Regions from separate parts of the Mus musculus genome. Here regions 1 and 2 are each linked to region 3. The links are chromatin loops, found by intact Hi-C in ENCODE. Cell type or tissue: left cerebral cortex. All regions are shown on one strand.

Region 1 (8,000 bases), 200 kb after region 3:
AGAAACTTTAAAATTAGGAGCTGTACAAAGAAAAATGACCTATTCTCAAATATGCTGCCTTAGACAATATCAAGGTTTTTACTCTGATATGAAAGGAATGGGAGAAGCAAAGAAAAACATTCTGTGTTTCCTATAATGGCTAAAAAATACTGGACATCAGTCTTTAGAAGCCCCTCCTCGGGCTGGAGAGATGGCTCAGTGGTTAAGAGCACTGACTGCTCTTCCAAAGGTCCTGAGTTCAAATCTCAGCAACCACATGGTGGCTCCCAATCATCCGTAATGAGATCTGACGCCCTCTTCTGGTGCATCTGAAGACAGCTACAGTGTACTTAGATATAATAATAATAATAATAATAATAATAATAATAATAATAATAATAATAATGTCTTTTAAAAAAAGAAGCCCCTCCTCCTGTCTCTTCAAGCAGAGTGGAGAATCTGCCGACAAATCAGCATCCATTTTTCTAATAGCATTCTGCCTCTCCTCATGGTCTTGGGTCAGATTTGCTCTATGCTTAGCTATCTGAGGAAAAAAAAGGTTTGTTGTCTCTTTCTAAGAATCAAGGGGTGTGGGTCATAGAATGCTGATTTGTGGGGTAATCAAAAGGGAACCTGGAGTAAATGATATGTAAATAAAAGACTGGGCTTTGGTCTCTGAGAGCAGAGCTATCTGGATGAGCTCTAGGAGAAATCTGTCTGGAGCCGAACCCCGGCTGTCAGTGTGTACTCTATGACTAACTTCATGCCGTTCTTTTAGATGCTCTGGAACGCCTCTTCCTCAGAATCCCTCTCCAAGACCAGGCTGATCCTTGGCAGAAGGAAGAGACTAGGCTAGCTGAATCTGTTGGCATCAGGACCTCCCAAACCTATGACATCATATAGGTGACAGTGGAACCTGCAGACCTGTTGCCTTGGCAACACATTCCCAGAATCCACTTGGATCACCTCCTACCTTTACCTGAGTTACATCATTTTCCATATAAATAAGGAGAATGCCTCTCTGTCTCTGTCTCTGTCTCTGTCTCTGTCTCTGTCTCTGTCTCTGTTCTTCCCCTCTTCTCTTTCTGCCACCACCTTGTCTCTCCCTCCCAATAAAACCTCTTCCACATGGAACTGCCTTGGCCTAGTGTGCTATTGAGATGTGACCCGCCATTCTAACACATCAAAATCTGTAAGCTTTGGCTCAGGTGAGAAACCCTAATTCAGTGTATTCCAGAGCAATCCAAGAAAGACATTCAATATCAGTTTCTGGACTCCACACACATGGATAGAAACACACATGACATACAAATGCAAGAACAGAAAGGATAAAGGAAAGTGAATGTAAGAAAGGGATCATTTGCAAAGACATGAGCAGGGTACAGGGAAATCATGAAAGTCAGTCTGGTTTCCTAGTAACTTTAGACCTGATGAGGACCCCTGGAATTTACTGAGTGGAAGGAGGTTCTGGAGATCTCTATAAGCTGAAATATTTGTTCTTCCTAAGAACTTGGAAATGAGGGTAACCCTAAGAATTAGGAAAACCTACCTAGAGCATATACATAAATCTAAGATGCTGCTGTTTAAATGTGTGTTGGAAGTAAAGACAATACAGGAAGCAAGCCTGTTATACAAATACTGAGAAGACTGAGGCCAGAAGGACTACAAAAAGGTATGCCTGAATGACAGAGCCAGTTCAAGGCTAGTCTGGGCAGCGATGTAGTGAGACCCTAATCCAAAAGATAACAAAAGTGCTGAGTTCAGCAATACAGTGTTTGGCCAACATGCCCAGTCCCTAGATTCAAATCCACTTCCTTCCCTGGTACCATACATACACAAAAGGCAACCAAGGTAGTGGGGCTGTGTCCATGCTTTTAAAAGCCTATCAGCTGTACTAAGTACACTAAGCTCATAGTGGGAGGGAGTGTCTACAGCTGTGCCAAGTACTCAGCAAGAACTAAGGGAATCGTGCTATTGTTAGCCTCAGCTAGGAGAAAGGTCCCTGAACAAGAAGAGACTCACACAGGTAGGAAAATGCCTCCAGCAAGGGTGAGAAGATGTTTGCAAGTTTGAGACCAGCATGGTTCATAGCCAGTTCTAGGTCAGCTAGGACTACATAGCAGGACCCTGCCCAAACAAAAGACAGTGGCTGGGAGAAACAATCTACCGAGTCTTTAGGGTCCTTATATAGCAAGGGACAAGGTTTCTTGGGGGGGGGGAGATGCATCAGCCTCATGGGCTAGCCTGGCCCATGTGCATCCCAAGGAGCAGACCCAACTCTTGATCTAGTAAAGCAAAAGTTTTGCTTCACAACTGTTTCTCAGATTCTAGGGTTTGAGCTTTTTGTTTTTTTAAGTCAGGGTCTCACTTGTAGCTTTAGCTGTCCTAAATTTACTACATAGACAAAGCTGAGCTAAAATTTGCCTTTGTTTCCAAGGGCTTGGGTTACAGGGATGTACCATAACACCCAACTTTGTGACAACCCCCTCCCCCACCTTACATAGGCTCGAGGATAGCCTCAGATGTGTGATCTCTGCCTTCCAAGTGCTAAGACTGTTTGGCATGCTCAAGATCTTTCAATTTTTAATTTGAGACAGTCTTGCTATGTATCTTTGGCTGGCCCAGAACTCAGAGAGATTCACCTGCCTCTGTCTCCCAAATTCTGGGACTAAATGTGTCCACCACCACTCGTTTGTCTGTTTGTTTAAGAAAGGGACTGGAGTCCAGCCTCCAATTCATGACAGTGCTGTTTCAGCTCCCGGTTTGTTTGGTTAACTTTTGGTAAGATCTTGCTAGATGTGGCACAGGCTGGCCTGGCACTCACTCAGTCTCCCGTGTGTGTCATCACGACCAGCTGTTATCCTTCATAGGGAGTCAAAGTTTATGAGTTTTGGAGTCAGAGGTCTAGGAGTCATGACCCTCAAAACAGCCAAATGTCCCAACCTTCAGCAGCACTACTTTATACCAGTTAATCAGCAATAAGTAAGAACAATAGTAACCTGGAGGTAGGAAGCCCTAGCAAGATTGGGTAAATAAGGCTCTAGGGCTCCAAGAGGAAGAGGAGGTGTGTGTGTGTGCGTGCGTGTGTGTGTGTGTGTGTGTGTGTGTGTGTGTGTGTGTGTGTGTGACAGAGAGAGAAAAACAAAGAGAGACAGACAGAGACAAGACAGAGAGGCAGGGGTTTTCTATGTATCCCTAGCTTTCTGGAACTCATTTTGTAGACCAGGCTGGCCTCAAACTCATGAGATCTGCCTGTCTCTGTTAGTGCTGGGACTGAAGGAATGGGTGACCACGGCTTGGAAGGTTCTTGATATGTGTTCCACTTAGGCTGGGATCAGTGCCTTCCCAAGCATTTTGCACGACACTGGCCACACTAGGCTGGAACATCTTGCTTCTCTGTGAAGATACTTATGACCTTCCAGACGATAATCTTAGTTTCGGTTAATTTGTTGTTTGGAATATAAACTTAATGATGGGACAGACAGTGTGAATTAAAAACCACAGCAGCAATCCAGCTGTTATATTCGCTCCAGAGTTCAGCACAACTCCTGTCTTTAGTACACCTAGTTTTGCCTAATGTGGAGGGTCGAATCCTGGAAGCCTAAAGGCTATTTACCAGACCACTCCTCTCTCCTTGCTATTTGCTGCTGGCCTGGAAGGAAGATCTGGCTCCCGCGAAAGGACAAAGCAACCCAGAACCCGCCTGTGCCTAAACTTGCAACTTGTCACTGAAGAAGTTACATGGTCTTTGGCACCCCACCCCCACACTCTGGGAGCTGCGGAAGGCAGGAGGGCTCCTCTCCCTATCTTGCTTACAGCATCGGTTATCACCTGCGGGATACCAGGGTCACAATTTGCTGCCTACACCATCTGAGAACAACCCGGGAGCTGTGTTAGCCCCTAGACAGATCGAAGTACGCGTGGCGGGAAAGGAGGTTGGGAAAAGGGAGTCCGCAGCTCTGCTCCCCTGCAGCCGAGGCGGTTCTCCTAGCCTTTATAGCTCCCTCCTTGCCACTGCGCTCCGCAAACTTTCGGAGTTTTCCTGCACTTGCGTCACGGAAAAGGCAGATGGATGACCAAGTCCAGGAGGCGAAGCTCGAAGGCGGCTGGCGAGCTCCCCCACGCGGCGATCCAATCCGAGCGAGAAGCGGCTCTGGGCGCCGGCAACTGGGCTGCTGAAAGCTCGCAGCTCCCCGACTCCCGGGTCCATTTCCTGGATCCCGGCCACCGGGACTGAACCGGAGAGAGGGAGGGCGCCCGCCAGAAGGAAAGTGAGCGGAAGGCCGGCGGTGGCACCCTGGCCGCGGGAGGGCGGAGCTGTGCGGTCCCTGACCGGCCAGGACGCACGGAAGTGCGGTAGAGTTTGTTGAATTCCGTAGCCTGCTTTCCCTCCCTCATACCTCCCTCCCTCTCTCTCCACCCCTCACCTCCCCTACTGCTTTAGCCTCCTTCCTCGGAACGCCATCTCCTGGACTCCTCCCCCCTTCTCTTTTCTTTCTTTCTTTTTCTTTTTTCTTTTTCTTTTTAGTTTTTTGAAGGGAGGGTGAATGTTTGTTTTGGACTTGGCTTCCTGCTGGCAGCGCTGAAGGGCTGCGAGTGAGGGGCAAAGAGGCAAGAAGCTGGGGCTCAGCTAGTCCCTCTCGGGTCGGATCCAGAGGGCATCGCGGAGAACGAACCTACGGACGGACTGACAAACACCCGACTACGCCATCTGTTCGACAGAGCTCTATCTACTGACTGCTGTTGAGTGTTCCGGGGCACATCAGGGGCGGGGGGTGGTGATGGTGGAGGTTTCTCCTAGCGTTACTTCTGGACAGGGGTTCTGAGACTCTGATCCGGGTCAGCTTCATACTCTGAAACTGCCGAGGAATTAGGCAAACAAAAGAGGCACTGAGTGAAAGAGGCCAGAAGTTCTTTGCGCTGCTTGTCGCGCCCCCCCTTGTTATCTGGGGGCGGGGGCTGGCCATTTGCAGGGCGGGAAGAGGGCACCAGAGCTAGCGAGACGGGGTCGCACCCCCTGGGTCGAGTAGTTTTCAGCCGGTTGTGCAAGCTTTGGCCCTTGTTTTCCTGGCCTGGCTCTTTTGGAGGCCGGACACATCCACCCTTGGAATTGGTTCAGGACTCTGCTGTTATTCTCTTTGCCCCTCTTGAATTTTCTGGATTCTTGAAGACGCGGTGGCCCGGGAGGAGAGAGGAAGGAGGAAGGAGCAGATCTCCAGAAGAATGTGAGAGCCTCCCAAAGCCGGAGCCAGTAAGAACGGAGAGCCAGAGGAGGCAGAACCTTGCCTGCGTTCCTGGGACCGTGGTCTGAGGGTAAATCTCTTCTGTTGTACAACACTGTTTTAGTGGAAAGTGTGTGTCTCGTTCTGGTTCTAGCAGAGCTGCTTTCTTCAAGTCATTTGACTTTTCTGCTTGGTGTGTGAGGAGGGAGAGACCCGCTCCTTTCCAGGGGCTGCCAAGGGAGAGGAGAAAGACTGTGGCCATGACCAACCCCTCCCTGCTTACAGGCAGATACCCCAAGGCAGTTTCTGGACCATGGACACTTCTTTGACCAAAAGGCAGCTAGACAGCATCTGTGCATGCTGAGGCCCTGCCCAAAGGACTTGGTAGGGCTTACTAGACTTTGAGCTGCAAGTACATTTTTTTTTTTTTTTTTGGACACCCTGTTGAACATCCTGAATCTGGGCAAGGCATTTTCCTTCCAGTCTTGACCTAACAGATAGCTGAGCCATGGCACTGAAAGGCCGAGCCCTCTATGATTTCCACAGTGAGAACAAGGAGGAAATCAGTATCCAGCAGGACGAAGAGCTGGTTATCTTCAGTGAGACCTCACTGGACGGCTGGCTGCAGGGACAGAACAGCCGTGGGGAGACAGGGCTCTTCCCTGCTTCTTACGTCGAGATTGTCCGTCCTGGCATCAGCACCAACCATGTGGACTATTCCAACAGCCCTGCAGGCTCCCTGGGCACCCAGGGGAGTTTGTATAGCAGCCCGAGTATGGCCAGTCCAGCCAGGAGTGGTGGGGGCAGCGGCTTCCTCTCAAACCCAGGAAGCTTCGAGGATGATGATGATGATGATTGGGATGACTGGGATGATGGGTGCACAGTGGTAGAAGAGCCACTAGCTGGCGGCCTAGGTACCAATGGGCACCCTCCACTCAACCTCTCCTACCCGGGTGCCTACCCCAACCAGCATATGGCTTTCCGACCCAAGGCACCCCTGGAAAGGCAGGACAGCCTGGCGTCTGCCAAGCGGGGCAGTGTGGTAGGACGGAACCTCAATCGTTTCTCGTGCTTCGTACGCTCTGGAGTGGAGGCCTTCATCCTTGGTGATGTGCCCATGATGGCCAAGATTGCTGAGACTTACTCCATTGAGATGGGCCCACGTGGCCCTCAGTGGAAGGCCAACCCCCACCCATTTGCCTGCTCCATAGAGGACCCCACCAAACAGACCAAGTTCAAAGGCATTAAAAGTTACATCTCTTACAAGCTTACACCCACCCACGCAGGCTCGCCTGTTTACCGGCGCTACAAACACTTTGATTGGCTGTACAACCGCCTTCTACACAAGTTCACAGTGATCTCAGTGCCCCACCTGCCTGAGAAGCAGGCCACAGGCCGCTTCGAAGAGGACTTCATCGAGAAGCGCAAGCGAAGGCTCATCCTCTGGATGGACCACATGACCAGCCACCCTGTGCTCTCCCAGTATGAGGGCTTCCAGCACTTCCTCAGCTGCCTGGATGACAAGCAGTGGAAGATGGGTAAGCGCCGGGCAGAGAAGGATGAGATGGTGGGCGCCAGTTTTCTGCTCACTTTCCAGATCCCCACAGAGCACCAGGATCTGCAGGATGTAGAGGACCGCGTGGATACATTCAAGGCTTTCAGTAAGAAGATGGATGACAGCGTCCTACAGCTTAGCAACGTGGCGGCGGAGCTGGTGCGGAAGCATGTGGGGGGCTTCCGCAAGGAATTCCAGAAGCTAGGAAGTGCCTTCCAGGCCATTAGCCATGCCTTCCAGATGGACCCTCCCTTTAGGTCTGATGCTCTCAACAATGCCATTTCTCACACTGGCCGGACCTATGAAACCGTTGGCGAAATGTTTGCGGAACAGCCCAAGCACGACCTCTTCCAAATGCTTGACACACTGTCTCTCTACCAGGGCCTACTCTCCAACTTCCCTGACATTATCCACCTGCAGAAAGGTAAGCCTGCATGAGTGTCCTGGTCCCTGGGAATATGGGAGAGCCTGGACTATGAACAGCTCATCACACTTTCCTGTCTCCATCTCCTTCGCTGCTCAACAAGTGTGTTAAGACAGTTCTCTGCAGAGTGCTGTTGTAGGCAGAGAGATAGCATGGACAGCTTTGGTCTTTGTTCTCACTGAGCTCTGTGTGTATGCCTCTTATCCATTCCAGATTTTGATTTGTTTTGTTTCTTTTCCGTGTCTCACTTACCCCATCATGCATGGAACCCCAAGGTATTACTGAGTTCTGGGAACGCAGACTCCCTCTGTCCTGTGTGCTAGCCACTATCACTATCTGTTAGCCACTATCTGCCCTCATTTTGGCAGACGAAGACGTCTATTCACAGGAGAGGGGTTGCACACAAGTCTGTGGCTCAGCCGGCACTATCCCTTCCTCCCTCCAACTCCCCAAGGACACAGTCATATTGGCAGCTTCCCAGGCCCGTCACGTTTTCAGTTCTCATGGTCCCCGGTATGGGGGAGGGACAGGATGAGCCCCTGCCTGTTGCTGCTAGAACTGTTAAGGAACTGCCAGTGAAGTGACTCATCCTGGGTCACATGGGGCACTCAGCTGGGCAGGGGGTGGGGAATACAGCCAGGGGTCCAGGGCTCTGTTCACATGGGCCAATCTATCTCCTGCTTCCCAAGCTGGGGTTCTCTTGCGTAAGGATCTAGCCAAGGATTGAGTCCTGGGATTTAGGGAAGGCAGATGTCAAGACAGAGGTGTGGTCCTCCCTGGGGCTAGTAACTCAGGAAGAATATATGCAGGGCATGAGGTC
Region 2 (8,000 bases), 180 kb after region 3:
AAACTAAATCGTTTTTTAAAGGGGGTAGCTGGAATTATAACTCAATAGAGGAGTGTTTCCATTGCATGTGTGATGTCCCTAGGTCCAATTCCCAGTTCTGCAATCTGGTCCGTCAATGTAGCTAAGCAGCTGGCTTTGTAGCCCAGTGACAGTGCTTGGTTTTGATTGATTTGGGGATGGAGTGAGGTTAGTGAGCATCTTAACCATTCAAATATACAGTTCTGCAGTGGGAAGTACCTTTACACTGTTATCAACTGTTTCCATCTTGCAAGAATGCACAGGACAGGATAGGACAGGGTGGAAGGGTACTGGAGAGATGGTTCAGCCATTAGGTTAAAAGTACTGGTTGCGGGGCTGGAGAGATGGCTTGGCGGTTCAGAGCACTGACTGCTCTGCCAGAGGTCCTGAGTTCAATTCCCAGCAACCACATGGTGGCTCACAACCATCTGTAATGAGATCTGATGCACTCTTCTAGTGTGTGTCTGAAGACAGTTGCAGTGTACTCATATAAATAAAAATAAATAAATCTTAAAAACACACACAGCACTAGTTAAAAAAAAAAAAAAAAAAGAGAGTACTGGTTGCTCTTCCAGAGGACCTGGGTTTCATGTGGTAATTCATGACCACCTGTAAACCAATTCCAGGGAACTAACTGGAACTCTCTTCTGACTTTCTTCCCAGCATGGCACCCATGTGGTGTGCAGACATGTAGGCAAAACACACATACACATATGCATATAGGAAAATAAACAAATAAAAGAACAAAGGATGGTGCCATACCTCCACTTGGTAAAGTACTTGCCAAAGTGCGCACCATATTTGCACCAAGCCTTGGGTCTGAAACCCAGGAGAAAAAGAAGAAAGCTGCATTCCTATATCCTAAGACATTAAAAATACTTTTTTTTTTTTCTGTTTTGTTTTGTTTTGGGGACAGGTTTTCTGTCCTGGAACTCTCCTTGTAGTCCAGGCTGGCCTCGAACTCATAGAGACCTGCCTGCCTTCTGAGTGCTGAGATTAAAGGTATGCAACCACCACACCCGGCTAAGAATACTTTCTAAGAAAATTTGTTAAAAGTGACTATTATCAGTGTGGATTTAAGGTGTGCATCAGAGTGTTTGTAAAATAACCGGGAGTATTCAGTAGATAATTACTGAGCTTCCCCGTCAAGGTATCCTGAAGTATGCCATAGAAATGATCCCTAACAGGACCTTACGTGTCATACACCTGCAATGGCAGCAAGGCAGGAGGCCGAGGAAAAGAAGCGAACTAATTCCTAAGTGTCAGGCTCACCCAAGCCTCTTCTCCAGCCCAATAGATGCTCCCACCACACGTCCGTGAACTCTGCCGCCCTCCCCGCTACTGTCTCTCTAGCAATGGAGTCGTTTGTCTTTCGGTTACAGAATTCTCCCTGCCACACATAAATGTTCCTCATGAGTTTGAGCCAGACTGCCTGGAATACAACGACAAAAATATGGCCAAGTCCAAGTCCCCAAGACTGGCCAGCCTCCCCAGGTAACGGCTGCGAAGCCAGCCCTGGGTCATCAGAAGAAGTTTGAGCTTGCGGCTGAGAGAACGCCAAACTAGACAGGGCCAGACTTACCGCACGTCCGTACCACTCGCGCACGCCGCCAGTGCCTGTGCCGACTGACCAATTAGGTGCCTTAGCGGAGCTAGACACGCCCCGCTCAAGCTTGCACTCGAACTTCCGGCTCCGCCTACCGTGGTGCATCGCGGGAGTTGAGTCGGGCAGGACATTACTTCCGCCCTGAACTGAGCGACTCTTCTCCCTAGGGAGGGGCTTCCAGATTTGGTTTAGGCTTTTTCGGGATTCTAGCGAGATTGTCCGCGATACGGAGCCTTCAGTACTGATCGCAAACTTGCCCCGGATCCTTTCACTGACAAAACCGTGACTTCGTGGCCGCCACCTCTCCGGGTGTGCCCAAACTCGAGAGTTGCACTGACAGCCCTTTTGTCTTGCTTGTGCGATTTTCTGAATGGCTTTCAGGTTTCGAACTAATAAACGTTTCTTCCCTTCCTTTTTCCTTTCCCTTTCTTTCTTTCTTTCTTTCTTTCTTTCTTTCTTTCTTTCTTTCTTTCTTTCTCTTTCTTTCTTTCTTTCTCTCTCTCTTTCTCTCTCTCCTTTCTCTCTCTTCTCTCTTTCTTTCTTTTTCTTTCTTTCTTTCTTTCTTTCTTTCTCTCTCTTTCTCTTTCTCTCTCTCTTTCTCTCTCTTTCTCTCTCTCTTCCTCTCTCTCTCTCTCTCTCTCTCTCTCTCTCTCTCTCTCTCTCTTTCTTTGTATAGCCCTGGCTGTCCTGGAACTCACTTTGTAGACCAGGCTGGCCTCGAACTCTGAAATCCGCCTGCTTCTGCCTCCCGAGTGCTGGGATTAAAGGCGTGCAGGCGTGCGCCACCACTGCTATCCCTATTCTCCTTTCTAACATGACGCGGAAAGGGACCTGGCTCGATTCCTGATAGGTAACGTTCAGCATTTGAGTGCAGCACTTAGTCCGGTTTGAAAGTAGTTACATGAGTGACCGAGATTTAGGAGACCCTAAGCAAACCCATACATCGTGTCTGCAGGGTAAGACTTCTAGCATGTAAAATGAAAACAGGACTTGCTACTTAATGCTTATAATGTGAGCCAGATGCGTTGCTTCTAACACCTCAATGAACTGGGGTGTGGCTAGGGATGTTGCTCAGCAATCAATGTGTTTGTATAGCCTGCGCTAAACTTGCAGTGGCACCACCCTGTAATCGAACAACAGGGGGTGAAAGCAGGACTGGCTGGTAGTGCTAGCACATGCCTTTAATGCCAGCTTTCAAGAGGCAGAGAAAGGCAGATCTCTAAGTTAAAGGACAGCCTGGTCTGCAGAGTTCCTGGAAAGTCAGGAGCCCTGTGGGTGGTGGTGGGGGAGTAATTTGGCCAGGGTTGTCAGGAACCATAATGGGACAAGCTAATAACTAGCAGTTGATCATCCTGAAGTGGCCTGCTTCGGATTATTATTATTTTTTCTTTTCTTTTTTTTTTTTTTTTTTTTTGGTTTTTCGAGACAGGGTTTCTCTGTATAGCCCTGGCTGTCCTGGAACTCACTTTGTAGACCAGGCTGGCCTCGAACTCAGAAATCCGCCTGCCTCTGCCTCCCAAGTGCTGGAATTAAAGGCGTGCGCCACCACCACCCGGCTCGGATTATTATATAATTTGTGACAGGTGAGCCCTTATTAAGCGAGGCTGTAAGGGACTCATTTTAGGAGAGATTCCTGCTATTAATATGCTTCTCCTGTTATTATTAAATATATATAACAATCACTAAGTAGTAGCACACCCCTTTGGAGTAGATCTCTGTAAATCAACGAAGTTGTACTATCTTCTAGTGATGCTATATAGACAAATAGATGACTTAAGTCTTAATAATGATCCTATAAGAATTCCTAAAATTATATCCATGACTATTAAGCTCTTTTATAATAGGACTGCTATTAGGTCCTTTTCTGATAGTCAAAACTGCAATGAGAACTCTGCCAGTCTCCCTAGTGTCACCAGTTAATTGCTCTTAGATGGTAACCAGACTTTCTCCTACATTCCAAGAGGTTGTAAAACAATTACCCAAAGATTATAAAAGGGGAACTAACGATTTATTACAGGTGCTAGGACAGAAGATAAGATATTGACTGGGTTTATCTATACAAAACTTGACTTATAACTTAGTTGTGGGTTTTTTTTTTTTTTTTTTTTTTTGAGACAGGGTTTCTCTGTATAGCCCTGGCTGTCCTGGAGCTCACTTTGTAGACCAGGCTGGCCTCGAACTCAGAAATCCGCCTGCCTTTGCCTCTCCAGTGCTGGGATCAAAGGCGTGCGCCACCACGCCCGGCTTTTAGTTGTGGTTTTAAACCTTCGGTGAACCTGTGGAGCTGAGACAAGTGATGGATGTTTAGCTAGATAACTACTCCTAATGGATATGCATGGAAACAATCTGTTGTAAACTTCTATTTCAATTTATATTTGATTTTCTATGTGAACTTTTGATGTACTTTTTAACATATGATCATGTAATCTTAAAGATGTTTAAGGTCTGAGGACAAAGAGTCAGATTTGAGGGACTGAGGTGAGAGGAACGGAGGTGAGAACTGAGCTGAGAGAGGAACTGGGCTGAGGAGAGGTTTTTTTTTTTTTAAGATTTATTTATTTATTATATGTAAGTACACTGTAGCTGTCTTCAGACACACCAGAAGAGGGAGTCAGATCTCATTACGGATGGTTGTGAGCCACCATGTGGTTGCTGAGATTTGAACTCCTGACCTTCGGAAGAGCAGTCGGGTGCTCTTACTCATTGAGCCATCTCACCAGCCCCCGAGGAGAAGTTTTTAGACAACACTTTTTATATTAGAAGGAGAATGCAGAGTGGAATAACTTGGAAATTATAGGTAACATAAAATACTAAGAGAGCAATGTGCAGAATGCAGAGGGAAAGAGGAAAAAAGAAGATGTCACAGAGAGCAGAAGGAGCAGGCAGGCTTCTCCTTACCATGGGACAGAACAGGTCCCATGGTGAGGACAAGGCAGGTTTAGTTTTATTAAACGGAACAAAGCTCTTTTTCTTAAAAACACGGGTTTAATTCACTTAGCATTAAAAGGGTAGAAGCCTTTTCTTTCTCTATGCAATAAAGATTGGAGCGCATTTTTCATCCAGAATGTGTGAGTTCTTTCTGCACCGGTGCTTGGTCTTTTGCTCCATATGCATATGTCAATATGGATGTGTGTGTCAGTATATAATTGTGAGAATGTATGCAAACTTACCACACCAAGGTGCCACTCACACATACTGCCAGTACCTATGGGAACTGACCCATTTTCTGAATGACTCTGAGTTCTCAACCATCTATAACGGGATCTGGTGCCCTCTTCTGGCATGCAAGTGTACATGCAGATAGAGCATCTGCATATATACCCTTTTTTTTTTCTTTTTTTAAAAAAATTAGGTATTTTCCTCATTTACATTTCCAATGCTATCCCAAAAGTCCCCCATACCCTCCCCCCCACTCCCACTTTTTGGCCCTGGCGTTTCCCTGTACTGGGGCTTATAAAGTTTGCGTGTCCAATGGGCCTTTCTTTCCAGTGATGGCCATCTTTTGATACATATGCAGCTAGAGTCAAGAGCTCCGGGGTACTGGTTAGTTCATAATGTTGTTCCACCTATAGGGTTGCAGATCCCTTTAGCTCCTTGGGTATTTTCTCTAGCTCCTACATTGGGGGCCCTGTGATCCATTCAATAGCTGACTGTGAGCATCCAGTTATGTGTTTGCTAGGCCCTGGCGTAGTCTCTCTAGAGACAGCTATATCAGGGTCCCATCAGCAAAATCTTGCTAGTATATGCAATGGTGTCAGCGTTTGGAGGCTGATTATGGGATGGATCCCTGGATATGGCAGTCTCTAGATGGTCCATCCTTTTGTCTCAGCTCCAAACTTTGTCTCTGTAACTCCTTCCATGGGTGTTTTGTTCCCAATTCTAAGGGGCAAAGTGTCCATACTTTGGTCTTCGTTCTTCTTGAGTTTCATGTGTTTTACAAATTGTAACTTATATATTGGGTATTCTAAGTTTCTGGGCTAATATCCACTTATCAGTGAGTACATATTATTTGAGTTCTTTTGTGATTGGGTTACCTCACTCAGGATAATGCCCTCCAGGTTCAACCATTTGCCTAGGAATTTCATAAATTCATCCTTTTTAATAGCTGAGTAGTACTCCATTGTGTAAATGTACCACATTTTTTGTATCCATTCCTCTGTTGAGGGGCATCTGGGTTCTTTCCAGTTTCTGGCTATTATAAATAAGGCTGCTATGAACATAGTGGAGCATGTTTCTTTCTTACTAGTTGGAACATCTTCTGGATATATGCCCAGGAGAGGTATTGCAGGATCCTCCGGTAGTACCATGTCCAATTTTCTGAGAAACCGCCAGACTGATTTCCAGAGTGGTTGTACAAGCTTGCAATCCCTCCAACAGTGGAGGAGTGTTCCCCTTTCTCCACATCCTCGCCAGCATCTGCTGTCACCTGAATTTTTTTATCTTAGCCATTCTGACTTAACATTTTTTCAGGTGTTTCTCAGCCATTCGGTATTCCTCAGGTGAGAATTCTTTGTTTAGCTCTGAGCCCCATTTTTTAATGGGGTTATTTGACTTTCTGGAGTCCACCTTCTTGAGTTATTTATATATATTGGCATACATACCCTTTTAAAAAAACTTAACAAAGAAAAATTCTAACTAACTGAAAGTGCTTGGACCCACCCAGCTTTAGTCTTTTTATTTTGAGACAGGGTCTGGCTCTGTAGCCTATGCTGACCTCAAACTCTGAGCAGCCTTCCTGCCTCCACATCCCAATAGCTGGGATTACAGGTGTATGCTACCACACCTGGCTTCAGCTTTGACATTTATAAAATCGGGGAAATCTATAATATGTAGCCTAGAGCCTATCACAAGAGTGACATCCCTTTCCTATTCCATACTTTGCATTTCAAGTGAGCCTGACCAATCCTGCCTTGTACTGGGGGATAAGGGAGAAGGTTAGACTGACGGTTAAAATCATCTGCCAGCCTAAGATGACCCAAGTGGCCAACTCTAAACTAAGTCAATGATTCCCATCTGGCATGTTATTAAGGTCATGTGGACAGAATCACATCTGTATTTGAATCTACTGTTGAAGACTGAAACCCATGTTGAAGCCTGCTCCCTAGTTTAAAATCATCCCTGGCTTTGCTGTAACCCTTTTGTTTCATGCCTGCAAGCATTTCATGATGCTAAGGAAGTCAGCAGCTTGACTATAGACACAGAAAAATAGTCTGGCTCAGAGCAAGGCCAACCATATATCCTGAGGTTTATTATTATTATTGTTCTTGGAAATTCCCCAACTGTAGCCTTCACTAGAGCCAAGCAAGATAGAGGACAGCTTGAACTGTTCTCTAAACTATTAAAAACACTTGGAAAAAAGGCAGACCACCCTACAACCTTCCCCACACACGTATATGTGTTCATTATAGTTTTTTTTTCCCTATATAAACTGACCCTGGAAAATATTCATGGTCATAGCTTTCAGAACCTGAGTCTGAGCCATGTCCCTGATCCAGCAGTCCTGGGTGGTGTGGTCAGTAAACCAGCCCCATTTAACTGGGATGGTGTCTGAATGGTTTGTGTGGCGATTCCCAGACTTTAATATCCTCTACCTTGATCTCTGGGGTAGACCCATAATTCCTGCTTTGAAAAATCTCCACTCAGGAACCTAAACCTTAGGATTTAGAATTGGAACAGTGGTTCATAATCAAAGGGGAGGTGCCAGCTGAGCATCTTGGCACATGTCTTTAATCCCAGCACTTGGGAGGCAAAGGCAAGCAATTTCTATGAGTTTAAAGGAAGCCTGGTAAGTTCCAGGACAATTAGAGCTACAGAGTGGGACTATGGCTCTTTTTTTTTTTTTTTTTTTTTTTGGTTTTTCGAGACAGGGTTTCTCTGTGTAGCCCTGACTGTCCTGGAACTCAGTCTGTAGACCAGGCTGGCCTCGAACTCAGAAATCTGCCTGCCTCTGCCTCCCGAGTGCTGGGATTAAAGGTGTGCACCACCATGCCCGGCTGGGACCATGTCTCAAAAAGCAAAAAAGAAAAGAAAATACCACCAGGCCAGAATGAATGAATGCTGAAATAGGGCATTCACAACCCAACTGCCAGAACTCAAGATGGGACAGACATCTGAGTTCTCAAGGCAGAGCCACAACCAAGCCTAGCAGAGAGGGGCAGATACAACTCCTGGAAGGTGAAGGGACAGATCTCTCTTTGGCCATTGAGAATCGGAATTTCTCTAGGAATACACGCTGGGAGAAGAAAAATGCTGAAGCCTCCTGCCAGCCGCAGGAAGAAACTGTCTCCTGGATAACTGTTCCAACAACTTATTAGAGGCCACCTTACCCAAGAGTCCTTTGGCTTAATTTTCACCTTTTATTTAAGCTTGAACCTCT
Region 3 (8,000 bases):
TACCAGTGCTACATAGATAGCAAAGGCCTGGACTCAGGCACAGTAACAATGAGCAAACAAAGAACTGAAAACTCTCAAGGATCCTACAAACTCGGCCTCAAAGCTGAACACCTGACCTGGTCCCTGTGCTTGGGGGTCCCTGTGTCATCATCACGTAAATCAAATGTCACTTTGCTAGGAAATCTCAGACTCCCTAACCTAGCTGGGTGAAATACCTCTTCTGGCTCCAGGTCTCATATACAGCATCACCACACCTGGTCACTCTGCAGTAACCAGTCTCCACAATGCTACGTATCCAGTATCTGCCACAGGGCCTCGTGAGCTATCAGCTTTTGTTGGAAGAATAAGCAAGCCACAGCCAACGGAGCCCATGATCTAATGTCCCTGATTTATTTTACACAAGTGGAAAAATAAGGTCCAGAAGGCCAAAGATTACCAATGATCATATCGCAGGTTTCAGCCACACTCAAGGCTTTAAGGGCACCTGGCACCCTAACGAACAATGGTGCCTTACCTGTATCAATGTGACAGTGTCCCATGGCATGGATGGTATGCTGGCTTTCACCTCCATGTTGGCCAAAGAACTTGGAGGCCAGGGCTTTGGCTGCTGGGTAAGTCTCAGGCTGAGCAGGGTCACATATGTTCACCATCTGGTTGGCTGTGTGCAGGGCCTGGAAGCTGCGCTGGCTGTCCTCCCCGAGGCCCTGCATCAGGGTTCTGTACTTTAAAAGACTCCTCAAGCACTACTATAGCAAGGCTCTAGCTGGTCTCTCAAGGGTTCTCAGCAAAGCTCCCCACTTTTAACCCTTTACTCCTGTTGGTGCCCCAACTCAAACAATGTGCCTGGAGTAGGGATCTGGATGGGGGTGGGGCTCCAGTACCTTGGCCACACCCAGCAACAGCTCCAGGTCCACCAGGAGACTGTGGACATCCCGGTGGAACACAGCCAGTTTAGCCTGGCTCAGCTGGAACATCTTCTCTGGGTCAGGGGCTGCGATCATGCTTCCCTTCCCGGCCCCCAGAAGCCCATTGCAGGCTACTTCCACATAGAGAGTCAAGCTATAAATATAGAGAGGCAGTCTCAGGCCAGTGAACTGGCAGAAGATGCTGGGAGCTTGACAAGAGTGCAAGTAGCAGGCATTCAGTTGCCCCCCCCCCCCCATTTACGCCTAGGACCCACTTCCCAGAGGAACCCATGGGATGTCAGGTTTAGGTGTGGGAGGATCATGGTAGAAATACCAGTTCAAACCTATGTCCTGCAGAGGAGTGTTCTGCTATGGCTAAATTTGGATTCCTATGAGCTATACTGCTATTTAGCTTCATATTTCCAAGGCTGTCTGTACAAAGTACTCTTGGCCTTAAAGCCTTTGCTGCACAGCAAACATGTTTGGCTCTTCCAAGGCTGACTTTCAGTCCCAAGCTCCACTAGCTAACATAGTACACCAGTTCCTGGAGGCAGCACCTGGGCAGCAGGTTCCTCTGCTGGAGCTAAACTCAGCATCACTAAAGGGTAGCCTTTCTGACTCCAGCCCTCCTAGTCTGGCAATGGAGTCCTCAGTCTGTTCTTCCAGAATCTTCAGCAGTTTCATAATTTTATGACTATTTCCGTCTGCCCTTCAAGGCCACCTTACCATATTCACAGTGTTGGAGGAATCTGAAACAATATACAGTTAACACTGGGCAGTGGTGGCAGAGGCCTTTTTAATCCTAACACTTGAGAGGCAGGACAGAGGCAGATGGATCTATGAAGTCTGAGGCTCTGGTCTACAGAGTGAGTTCCAGGACATCCAGGGCTATACAGAGAAACCTTGTCTCAAAAAAACTAAACCAAGCCAAAGAAAACAAACAAACAAACAAACAAAAATGCACAGTTAAATATACACTGCAATAATCATGCATGGTAGCACCCAACTTTAATCCCAGCACTTGGGAGGAAGCAAGTAGATCTATGTGAGTTCAAGGCCAACATGGTCTACATAGTGAGTTCTAGGACAGCCAGGGATATAGAATGGGATCCTGTTTCAAACAAAACAAAACAACAAATAAATAACAACAAACAGCCAAACCCAATATCTTAGCTTTTCATGGTATAGAAAACATGCTCCCTCAATATGAAATAATGGAATGTAAAAGGTAGGGTGTAAAATATCAGAGAAATAACTTTCATCTAGTAAAAGGTGCTTCTGCTCAAAGACATTTTGAGATTATGAAGACGGAGATGATAAGAATGGTCATCCCTGCCGGGCGGTGGTGGCACACACCTTTAATCCCAGCACTTGGGAGGCAGAGGCAGGCGGATTTCTGAGTTCGAGGCCAGCCTGGTCTACAAAGTGAGTTCCAGGACAGCCAGGGCACCAGGGCTACACAGAGAAACCCTGTCTCCAAACACCAAAAAAAAAAAAAAAAAAAAAAAAAAAAAAAAAAAAAAAAGATGGTCATCCCTGGTAGAAGGATAATAGGAGTAATTAATTTCCCCATGTTCTTTTATATTTACCACGAGAAAGGAGATATTAAGATTTCACTTATGTGAACACATCTGTGTAAGCGGATGCTTACCTCCGAGGGTCTGATGCTCGCAGCCTCTCGCTCAGGACATAACTGGTCTTTTCGCCTTCTTTGGTCAAACCCTGGTAGAGAAAAGAGAAGACCGGGCTTGAGGCCATTAGAAAATTCGAAGGTCGAGTAAAGCCAATGAGGGCCAGGCTCTGCCATCCAGCTGCCCTGCCCTGAATCACCGATACCAGGAAAGGCTAGGATAAAGTAATCAGGGAACCTTGGTAGCAAGTGTTCCACCCATCGGTGACCAGCACGCAGTTTATGTTTGCTAGCAGTGGTGAAGGGACTCTGGGGAGCTGGAGCTCGGCAAGCACGGCTATGGCAGGCCTTGCCCTTCTTCCCACTTCCTTCTGCCTTGTAAAACTGCTAGATTACATCCCTAAAGCTAGCCACCAAGGTCTATTCTCTTATTTGGGATTAGACCACCTCATCCCAACATAGGCTTTCTTCTTGTAGCTTTATAGACTGCCATTTTCTTAGACCTTTGTCTTCTGGGACAAACACCTCTTTCCCTTCTCCCTTGTCCTCGGTCTCCTGTCTTTGTCTCTTATTCTCTGCCCTCTGAAACAAATCAATTTCATTTGTGCAAAGAACCTGAATTGGGGTGTCTTGGGTTAACTTCAAGGTCCCTACAGATGGTCTTATGGGAAGGATCTTGGGCAGGGATTAGGAGGCCTGGTTGGTAGCTTTTCTTTCTTAAGATTTATTTATTTAATGTATGTATTGGTACACTGTATGCTGTCTTCAGACACACCAGAATAGAGCATCAGATCCCATTACAGATGGCTGTAAGTCACATGTGGTTGCTGGGAATTTGAACTCAGGACCTCTGGAAGAGCAGTCAGTGCTCTTAGCAGTCAGTCCACTGAGCCATCTCTCCAACCCCCTCTGGTAGCCTTTTTACCCATGAATATATAAAAGAAAACCCCATGGAGTGAGGCAGATATATTAATACAGGTCTATAATTCTAGCTACTTGGGAGGTCCATGGTAGAGAATAACAAGATCAAGGCTACTATCAGGGATCATTCAGCAAGACCCTTTCTCGAATTAAACGGGAGGTGGGAGATGGATTAGCTCAGTGGTGAGAACATTTGTCTAGAATTTGTGGTGGTTCTGGGTTATATTAATTAAAAAAGAAGCCCAAGGAGTTTGAGATAGATTGGTTCATCCTCAGTGTTCAGTTAGGTGGGTGCCATCGAAGAGAAGAAAGTTGGATAGGGCTCTGACTTCTTTTTTTTGTTTTGTTTTGTTTGTTTGTTTTTTTTTTGTTGTTTTTTTGTTTTTTCGAGACAGGGTTTCTCTGTATAGCCCTGGTTGTCCTGGTGCTCACTTTGTAGACCAGGCTGGCCTCGAACTCAGAAATCCACCTGCCTCTGCCTCCCGAGTGCTGGGATTAAAGGCGTGCAGCACCACGCCCGGCTAGGGCTCTGACTTCTTTTAGGACCCAGTTACTGGACTTTGAAACGGAAGCTGCATGGACCAACAAAGAAATGTCTTAGTTTTTTAAAATCTATAATGGATATAAAGTGTCATCACATAGCATTACAAAGATTAAACCTGGTATGACATTTAACATTTAACATCTGGGGAATGTGAAGTGCAGTTAAAAGAAATTCATTATTCATGGGAAGATAACTTAATACCTTACTTTATATCATTTTAGAATGATTTGAAGTTTCCCCCAATACATATGTACTATACACAATAAAACTAGCTTATGAAAACTGGGGATTTATAACACTGGTGTCCAAATTCTGGTGGCTTACAACCATCTGTAATGGGATCTGATAACCTCTTCGGGTGTGTCTAAACACTGGCAATTTCCTCAGTTCCGAAATCATGAAATTACTCTGGAGACCCATTCATTCAGCTGTGGCTTCTCCAAAAACCAGGCTAATCTGTGGCAGTATCTGGCTCTAAGAGAGGACACCTCACCTGGACAGGTTCCCCATCACGCCAGACAAGGCTTTCTCCATCGCTTTCCCAGCAAAGATGAACTTCCTGGCCCACCCAAACTTCAGGGATGACCAGTTCTACCCGAAACCAGCAGGTCCACCATCTGTAAGAGAGCCATTTTGATGGGCCTAGGAGTGGAAACCCTCGGCTTTAAGATGTTCTCCATGCATGTGCAGCATCAGAGAAATGGTCAAAGAATAAAGGGAAAGGGGGAGAGGCAGCAGGGATGAAAATACTCAAGTGAAGACGCCGAAGGATAAAGGAGCTTCTCTCAGCAGAGGGCGCCACTCTGCTATCTAGCAGACTAGGGTTTGGTCGTGGGGCGGAGCTTCGCCAAACTGGGCGTTACCCACGTGGGTCCGAAGCTGTCGCCGACCTGCGCAGGGCTGAAGTTCTGCTGCACCGCCTTCTCATAGGGAAGCCTCTCGGGCGTCAGGAAGCTGGAGAGTGTCACCGAGCAGCTGTCCCCGAAGAGCCTGGGCAGGAGCAGCTGATGGGCGCATGCTCGAAGCCGCCCCTGTCCCACCCGTGAGCCAGCGGATGGCTGGGGAAACGCTCTCCCTTGGCTAAGGCCGTGAGGACTGCCTGGCAGCTCAGCAGCACAGACCAACCTCTACCGTTCGCTCCCCAGCCCCTGGCCTGGCAGTGGCGGGAACTTTGTTCCGCGGCCCGGTTGGCCACGGCCTGGGTTTCCCTCCGGAAGGGAAGGGGAGAGCGCGCGGGTGTGGTAGGCCAAGGACCACACCTGCCGCGAAGGTTACAGTCGGTGAAGTAGATCGGGGACACGAACTTCTCCACCCGCTCGAAAGTGGTGCGCCAGTGCTTCAAGAACGGCGCTGCCGCCATGGCGATGCGCCTTCCCTCCCCGGAAGATCCTTGGTGCTGCCGGCTCGTTGCACCGCTTGGAACCAAAGGTTCCGGCATCCAACCAGCTTACAGACCCGAGCAGCTTTTCTGGGAACACCACGGCTTTTGCAAGAGGCTGGCTCTGGGGAGCCTCCCAGTGAAACCCGGAAGCTGAGCCTTCGCGGTTCTCACCTCAGCCTTGCTGTCAGACAGCTGGGTAAATTATTTTAAAATACAATGGTAAGTTTGAGCTGGTGGTGTGGTTCGGTAGGGAGAGTGCTTGCCTAGGATGCACAAAGTTCACAGACCAGGAAGTGTAAATTGGAGTAATCTGCGACAATGTAGCGCCTTTGAGTACAGCCTGAGCTACTTGGTATTCTGAAGGAAGGGCTAGGGAGGGAACCCCTGGAAGGGCATGGGAAAGGTTTAGTTTTCCATTCTCTTCACTTACTCAAGCATTGGTAACTGCATAATATGAAAAGCGCAAGGCTACTTCGGGTGTTTTCAGAAATACAGAAAAGGGGCTTTGCACACCAGTAATCCTCCATTACATTACATGCATCACCGTTGCCCATTACCCCAATGTCCAGAATTTTGATCTAACGCAGGTCAACAAGTGCAAGGAAGTTTGAATGCTAACCTCCAGCTTTAACGTTTGCAGGAGTCTGGAAGAAAATAATACAGGAGGAATCTAACTAGCCTGCTTTAATGGAAATAACCAGGTTTACATTCCAAATGCAGGTTACCCAGAAAAATGATCAAGTAAGAAATATACAATGCCAATTAAAATAACTTGTCAAAACTTGAGCAAAGTCCCTTGTTTTATTGGTCACAAGGACTTTTTCTCCTAAAAGGGCCCTGAAATCTTACCCTGACCTGCAGGGAGGTGCAGTACATAGTACATAGGTAGCAACTGCCAAGGCTGCTGCTGGTCAGACCCATGCTCCCCATCCTTCTAGGCCAGCAGTCTTAAGGAAATAGAGGGGGAGAGGTGAACCATAGCTGAGGAAGCCAGACCCTTTCTTCCTGGCATGCTGCCTCAGCCACTGCCCTACATTTTCCCATTAGGCTTGATTACTTCCAAGTTTCCTTGTCCTCCTATGAGAAAAACACCCTAAAAGCAGGATATGGTGACACACACCTGTATTCCCAGAATTCAGGAGTCCAAGGCAAAATTCATGAGTTTTTTTTTTTTTTTTTTTTCAAGACATGGTTTCTCTGTATAAGCCCTGGCTGTCCTGGAACTCACTTTGTAGACCAGACTGGCCTTGAACTCTGAAATCCCCCTGCCTCTGCCTCCCAAGTGCTGGGATTAAAGGACTGTGCCACCTTTTGAAAACCTAGAAGTCAAATTATTTTTCTTTATGGTGGTGTTGGGGATTTTAAAAACATTGTTACAATTTATTTGGTTGGGGGTGGGATATGTGGGGCCTGGGGCTCAAAACTCAGGTCTTTAGGCTTAGTGGCAAGAACCATACCCAGCTGAGCCATCTCACTGACCCCAGGACTGAGGATTTTTAAATGGAAGATAAAATACCTGGTTATGACTTGCTAGGTGATGGCTGTCGAATTCTATGACAGCTAGTCTGTTGTTCAGAAAGTCCAGGCCAACCACATTTGAGCCCCCACCCCACCCCAATGTTATGGATCACGTTTAAATGTAACTTTTAAGAAGTGGAGTCTAGTGAGATGGATGGGGATACTAGCACAAATAAATGCGCTTGCAGCCAAGCCTGAAACCTAATTCAAGTCCTAGAACTGACTACAAGTTGTTCTGACTTTGACACTTGCACGTTGATGCATATGTGCACACATACAAATAAATGTAAAAAATTTTCTTAATCTTATTTTTTGAGACAAGGTCTTTTTGTGGCCCTGGCTATCCTGAAGTTATGTAGACCAGGCTAGCTCTGAACTCACAGAGATCTGTTTCTTCCTTCTGAGTGCTGAGATTAAAGGCCCACGCTACAATTTTAAAAGCATTTGTTGGTGTATGTTGCTAAGCAATGTAAAATTCATTCCCTTCGAATTTCTACAAATACACTTGACTCTTTGGCTCGGTATCCTGAATTGTAGCCTTATTCCCAGTAAGGGAAATTAGAACTTTGAGAGGGGAAATAGGAGCCTAGGTGCGGTGTGCCTGTGCGTGAGCACAAGAACAGGCACTCAGGTGCCACAGGGCACAGCACTCCTGGGAGTCAGATCTTGCCTTCCACTATTGGATCCAGAGAGCAAACTTGTCAGGCTTATGTGGCAAACACTTTTATCTATGGAGCCATCCCACTGGCCTCACTGTTGATATGTTAATTTGACAATTACAAGTACTTATTTATTTAAAGCAAAATCCTATTTGTAACCTGGAGAAATTAAAGCCAGTCCCAACTTTACAACAGCTCTTTGGAGAGGACAAGGGACTTATGTTACTTATTTCCTTAAGAATCAAGCTTTATTTACATTTAAAAAAAAAAAAAGGAAAAAGAAAGTAAGTTGTTGGGGGAAAGACAAGTTTTACACAAAAGTACTACAATGGTATCTCCCTTTGGTAAAAAGTGTAATAAATGTCTTGTACATCTGTTTATAGGTACTAAATCTGAAGCCACATGGTACTATGGTACACAAGAAGCTAGAGCAGTTATGCTA

Evidence for each region. Hi-C counts contacts between places; a loop is a spot of excess contacts. Peaks named below come from ENCODE experiments on the same cell type or tissue, not always from the same donor. Only the 100,000 strongest peaks of a DNase experiment are listed, where the experiment ranks them.
Region 1: it touches region 3 in a loop (7-fold over the local background); 20 of 42 quality-filtered maps call a loop at or near these places.
Region 2: it touches region 3 in a loop (9-fold over the local background); 20 of 42 quality-filtered maps call a loop at or near these places.

What each region holds. Positions count from the first base shown.
Region 1 is chr9:56,924,493-56,932,492 of GRCm38, reverse strand. Snx33 (sorting nexin 33) reads left to right here and starts at 4,122. Exons shown (of 2, transcript NM_175483.5): 1 at 4,122-7,180. The coding sequence starts at 5,710. It also overlaps the pseudogene Gm19936. In left cerebral cortex, CTCF peaks have their summits at 4,104 and 7,746; DNase peaks (open chromatin) are centred at 4,098, 4,974 and 7,739; H3K4me3 peaks cover 3,846 bases; H3K27ac peaks cover 3,021 bases.
Region 2 is chr9:56,944,554-56,952,553 of GRCm38, reverse strand. It overlaps Snupn (snurportin 1), which reads right to left and starts at 1,646. Exons shown (of 9, transcript NM_178374.4): 1 at 1,601-1,646. In left cerebral cortex, a CTCF peak has its summit at 4,904 (motif pointing left); DNase peaks (open chromatin) are centred at 1,687 and 4,856; H3K4me3 peaks cover 1,609 bases; H3K27ac peaks cover 842 bases.
Region 3 is chr9:57,128,149-57,136,148 of GRCm38, reverse strand. Sin3a (transcriptional regulator, SIN3A (yeast)) reads right to left here. Exons shown (of 22, transcript NM_011378.2): 22 at 7,781-8,000. Man2c1 (mannosidase, alpha, class 2C, member 1) reads right to left here and starts at 5,372. Exons shown (of 26, transcript NM_028636.2): 1 at 5,260-5,372; 2 at 4,868-4,990; 3 at 4,494-4,617; 4 at 2,557-2,627; 5 at 882-1,059; 6 at 515-704. The coding sequence starts at 5,360. It overlaps Man2c1os (mannosidase, alpha, class 2C, member 1, opposite strand), which reads left to right and starts at 4,859. Exons shown (of 2, transcript NR_102289.1): 1 at 4,859-5,600; 2 at 6,022-6,167. In left cerebral cortex, a CTCF peak has its summit at 4,792 (motif pointing right); DNase peaks (open chromatin) are centred at 4,860 and 5,426; H3K4me3 peaks cover 1,982 bases; H3K27ac peaks cover 1,755 bases.